Linked DNA regions of Homo sapiens: region 1 is linked to region 2. Evidence: chromatin contacts called from ENCODE Hi-C or POLR2A ChIA-PET data. All regions are on one chromosome and are shown on one strand. Each heading gives the region's core, a stretch centred on a gene start or an enhancer-like site at or near the end of the contact. The rest is flanking DNA. Distances are from core to core; before and after follow the strand shown.

Region 1 (2,700 bases), core at 80-2,579, 47 kb before region 2:
ACTAAATTTCAGAGTTTGTTATGCAGCAATAGAATACCAGAATACTCAGCCAACCTAATGGCCTTCCCTAACTTGGGCAATGCTATTAACAAAAATGGGCTGCACAATCCAATCCCTGCCAAAGTCTTGGCTTAGGTAAGACCTTCCATAGGCTAGGAATGCAATTGTTTAATAGGTAAAAAAACAATACACCATGGAATCAAGAGACCTGAGTCACGCACTGGGGAGCCTGAGGTTGAAACTCAGTGCCTGTGTTCTAGTCCTGGATTAGTCTCTTTGGGCAAATGGCCAATTTGTTTCCTAAGGAACTGAAAGGCATCTCTCTGGAGCAGGAGGGTGGACAGACTAAAGCCTTGGAATACTAGATGACAATGCAGTTTCAAAAACCAAGTAGAAATGACTTCTCCTTGGTACAAAGTACAGGTTCTCCATGAAGCCAATGGCCCAAACTCCTGATTTTCCTCTGAGGGAACAATCCCAATAGCTCCAGCTTGGGCCTTTAAAAAAAGGCCTCAGCCTGATTTTATCCACATCCTCCTAAGTCCTCTGGCAAACACAAGCTTGGCTGCTTCAATCAGACAAATCGGAACCCAGCTTGGAAGCAGTCTCTTCCACCTCCCTCCAGACTTCACCTGCTAGTTGGCCAAAGCCCTGTCTAGTTATTTCCCTGGAAGAAGTTTTTCCAGCAAATGTAAACAGATCTAAGAAGCCATCATCTCTTATTCCTCCCTAGTTAAAGGAGGTTCAAACCTTTCTCTCGGGAGACAACTGTTTCCTGTCTCAGGCTTCAGAGAGCTGAAGACTGGACATCCAGTGGCCTCCTCAGCCTCATGGACTCGATTTCTCTGCTGGCTCCTTCCTCACCTTGGTCTTCATCTCAGGTTTCCCTGGAGAATACAGTTGTCTTTGAAAATATTTTCTCCAGCTTCTCACTAAATCCTTACTCTACTTCTTTTAGAACAAGGCTGGCAACTTTTTCTGAAAAGGGTGAGACAGTATATGTTTTGGGCTTGTAGGCTATATGGTCTCAGTCACACTACTCAACTCTGCTGTTGTAGAGCAAAAGCAGCCATAGATAATACATAAGGGAATGGGCATAGATGTGTTCCAATAAAACTTTATTTACAAAAACAGGCAGTGGTGGATTTGGCCTATGGGCTGTTTGTTGAATCCTGTTTTAGAATATTTGGCTATGTTTCTTCATTTCCTTCAGGCCAGGAAAAAAAAGATTTCAATGAATCCAGCTCAAGTTGCATTTTCCTCTGAGTCAGAGTAAGGACGCTGGGGCTGGCTGTGCTTCTCTTACAGTGCCATGGTCACCAAGGCCAGGGCAGCTTTGGGGACATGTGATTCAGAAATAGCAGCTCAGTGTCCGCTCCTGGCTGAGGGTGACTTCAGAGAGGATGTCATCTAGGTGCTAAGGCCTTGGGAAGGGTAGCTCATTTCTCCCACCCAAATCTGTACCAGAAAATCTTCACTTCTGATCTAACAGGAAATAGGATTCTTAGCCTAGTCCAGCTATCATGTTCAGAGGAGGATCAGTTTCTTGGACTTGGTGATATTTGCTTTTAAAAAATACAATTATTGACATGGATTCAACACTGTTTATAGGGTTGATATGACAACCAAATCCCATGCTGAGGCCTAAAAAAAGTAGAAGAATTGGACTGAATAATCCCACACCAAGAAGAGCAAACAAGAAGGCTATTTTTAAGCTGATTTGATCAATGCATTTTTTTTTTGAGATGAGTCTTGTTCTGTCGCCCAAGCTGGAGTGCAGTGGCACGATCTTGGCTAACTGCAACCTCTACCTCCTGGGTTCAAGTCTCGTGCCTCAGCCTCCTGAGTAGCTAGGATTACAGGCACGTACCACCATGCCCCGCTAATTTTTGTGTTTTTAGTAGAGATGGGGTTTCCCCGTGTTGCCAGGCTGGTCTCTAATTCCTGATCTCAAGTGATCTGCCCGTCTCAGCCTCCCAAACTGCTGGGATTACACGCGTGAGCCACCGTGCCTGGCCTAGCAATATATTTCTTGATATGCGGTATGACTTAGCAGAAGGTCTCTGCCCCTATGGTGAAGCATCCTGTCTGGATGACAGGAGTGACATTTCTGAACTGGTGTTCCTTCTATAGCCCCACACAAGTTTCCAGAGGCCCTAATCATGTAATTCATGTTTATAACCCCCAGCACCTAGCACAGTATTTAAATTTTTTTTTGTATTCATATAAATACCATGACCTGAGTGTAAGAGGTTTCTCCCTCCCAATTCTGTTTCAATGGGCTGTTTTCCCAGAATCCAAAACTGCCCTTCATGTGGCACGTTATAAGAGTGCAGGAATTTCAGCTCCATTCAGCCCCATGCCTAAACGAAGGAAGGAAAAGGCTCATTGCCTCTTAAAATCAAGGCATACACTGTTGCTTTCTAAAACATTCATATCCTCAAGAATCAATGAAAGGCAAATCGTTCATGAAATTAAAGCTGAGGAATCCTTCTATCTCAGGGTCTGTACAAATTGTCCTTCCAGATTTTGAAACCATGGAAGGATAAAAAAACCCTCTTGGTTTCCCTTTAAATACAAACCCGGCACCAATTTTGCTTTATGGTCCTGTGGAAAAACTAGAAATGACAAGTTCTGCTATCTTGGGTGTTTTTTTTACTCCATGGCTCTGCAGTTTGCAGAATTATCCCCTCTGCCCAA
Region 2 (2,700 bases), core at 143-2,642:
TCTGCCCATGGAGCTCCAGTGGGGAGATGAGACTGATCCACAGACCACTTTAAGGCTGGCTCTGAGGAGTTGTAGATCACAGTGAGTCATGAAGGGAAGGGAGGCATCCGTAAGGGCTTCTTGAGATGGAGGTGACAGTGTCATATCTCAATGCTGAACCCCTGCAGATGGTGGCCACATCCAGCCAGGCCCCCTGCTCTGCCTGGCTGTTCTCTACCGCGGGCCCTGCATCGTGGAGCCCATTCCTTCTCCGGGCCTGCTTGGAAGAATGGAAAAACAAAGAGTATGTGTGGGGCTAGGGAAGAGGCCACCTTGGCTCGAGTGTAGCACAGGAATAGGCCACAGAGGAATAGGACAGCAGGTTAAACTGAGATCATTAGGGAAGGGGCTTGACATCCCACTTAAGAATCTATAACCAGAGGTGATGGGTGGTTCTCATAGTTTTCTGGACAGGTAATGAAACTGAAGTCCTTGAATATGGGAGAAATACCTTAATTCCTTATTCCTCTGTATCTCTGGCTCCTAGAACAGAGTCTCGTATACAATAAGTGCTTATTTTTTATTGACTAAGTAATTTCTAAAATTATTGTATTTATAATGTTAGGATGTTAAGGAGGTCTTGAGGAAGGCTCAGTAATGAGAAAGGATGAAATGCCCATCTTCTGTTTACTGAAAGCCTCATTTCATAGTGACTTCTGCAAGGATAAGAGTCCCGCTTTCCCACATAGTCCATTTCCCTTTCCCAAATTTCCAGTATAGCTGACTATGCATTCCTTACTGCTTTACGAATCTCAACTCCTGAGTTCATATTATACCATTACAGAGGTGATGATCTCCCCTACTGCCTCAGGGAAGGGTAAACCTACAGAGACTACATTTTCCAAACTAAATAATTAGAATGCACAATCAGTTTATGAGAAACATGCAAAATACATAAAATGTTATTTTCTACTGAGAATTTACTATGCATTAGGTACATGTGCATTTACCTCAAAATGATCTTGTGAGATAGATTCTATCAGTGTTTTCATTTTATAGACGAAGGTTAAGTAAAGAATCATGGCTTGAGAGCCCCATGGGACTCCAAAGCCCATGGGCTCAGTCCACTGCATATGACCACAATGTTCTACCTGTCCCTACATATGTGTCATGAAAAGATGATACAGTAGCTCCTCCCATCATCAGGAAGAGGCTATTTTCCCATCCCTTGAACTTACTTTGGCCAAGAGAATGTGTAAGAAATGACATCATGCCACTTCTGAAGCCCATGCCTCAAAAGGCCTTGCCTACTTCCACTCTCACTTGTAGAACCTCCTAACCATGTAAACAAGCCCAGGCCAGCCTGCTGGATGATGATAGGCATTGGCCCAGCCACACTGTCACCTCAGCCAACTCTAAAACATCTGACTGAGCCAGCCTCCAGCCAGCCTGCAAGCTGAACCCTAACACATGAGTGAGCCCAGCCAAAATCAGCCACGCCCCACCCAGATCAGCAGAACTATCCAGCTAACCCAGAGACTTATACACAATAATAAATGGCTGTTGTGTTAAGCCATTAAATTTGAGGAAGGTTTGTTACTCAGCAAATGCTAACTGACACACTATGCCGTGCACCTATGCACTTCTGTTGCTCAGGGAAAGAACTGAATCCTTCCTATAAGAATGAGGTTCTTAGCAGCAGCCATTCCTGCTGGCTTCTCAGTCTTAAGGCAACTCTGCTTCTCACCACATTTGCTTTCATTCCGTGGTATTCTTTATTATAATTCTTGACAAATTCTTTCCAGATGTCTGCATGAAAAGTAACAAAGGAAAGGCATCACCCACTGGGCTTAACTGGTCACTGGTGCAGCCCTCCCCACAAACCCACGGATCCTTTAAAACACACATGCCAAAGTGTCCCAGCCTTAGGTTCAAGTGGGGAGATTCCTGGTGGGAAGGACCCTCAGAGACTTCTGAGCTTCCCCTACTTCAGTTGCTTCCTCCTCAGCCCACCATTATGAACCACCTTTGGTTGTGAAAAATAAAGTTTTGTAAGCAGAGGGGGCTTGACACACTTGGGGCCTAAGGGTAGGCCCTCTGCTTGTGAATGAGGGGCAAAATCCCATAGAGCAGCAGTGTATCTCAGGGCTAATACCCCTGGCCAGCCAATCTTGACCTCTCTCACTCTGACCTCATTCTGTGCCAAGATCTTCCTGACCCCCCTGACTCTCCCACTGGACATTGATTAATCACTACTGTCTCCCAAGCATCTTAAAGAATACCTTGCACATCATAGGTGCCAAATAAATGTTTGTGGAATAAAATAAATCTCTCCCTTCCTACAGAAATTTCCATGGCTCCCCAGTGCCAGCAAAATACAATTAGAGCTCCCTGGCACCATCCCCTCCCCCAGGGCAGAGAGGCTTCTGCCCACCTTTCAGCACACTCTCCCACCTCTTCACTCACACAGCCTTTGAACATGCTCTTTCTTCTGCCTAGAATTATCTTCCCTTCATTTGAGCTCTTTTTAATCTTTTCATAGTCTTTTTTATTTCTATACCTGCGTCATAGGCAGAATTATTTACCCTCTCAGGATGGTATAGTGGGAATGAGATGTTATTACTCTTATGTAATCCTGACTACCCAGTGAGATAAATTTTCCTAGCCCCATTTTACAGATAAAGACATTAAGCCACAAAGTGTAAAATAAATCACCGAAGA

What was found. A loop is a pair of places that touch in the nucleus more often than their neighbours do. ChIA-PET counts read pairs that join two places held with the same protein, here RNA polymerase II (POLR2A). Pooled maps may share reads with other maps.
Region 1: a map of aorta shows a loop between it and region 2 (2.3-fold over the local background). The contact joins two enhancer-like sites. A Hi-C loop is called at or near these places in 1 of 168 maps with a recorded cell type or tissue (aorta) and 4 of 50 pooled maps. POLR2A ChIA-PET finds 5 or more read pairs at or near these places in 1 of 52 experiments (MCF 10A).

Annotation. Positions count from the first base shown.
Region 1 is chr3:37,644,605-37,647,304 of GRCh38, reverse strand. All of the region lies in intron 16 of ITGA9 (integrin subunit alpha 9), which reads right to left. Among named protein-coding and RNA genes, the nearest start is that of ITGA9, 190 kb to the right of the region's middle. Within about 2 kb of position 1,329, at least 6 of the 41 ENCODE cell types and tissues checked have a DNase peak (open chromatin) inside an H3K27ac peak, as active enhancers do.
Region 2 is chr3:37,598,048-37,600,747 of GRCh38, reverse strand. The region is part of intron 15 of ITGA9 (integrin subunit alpha 9); the gene reads right to left. Among named protein-coding and RNA genes, the nearest start is that of ITGA9, 150 kb to the right of the region's middle. Within about 2 kb of position 1,392, at least 2 of the 41 ENCODE cell types and tissues checked have a DNase peak (open chromatin) inside an H3K27ac peak, as active enhancers do.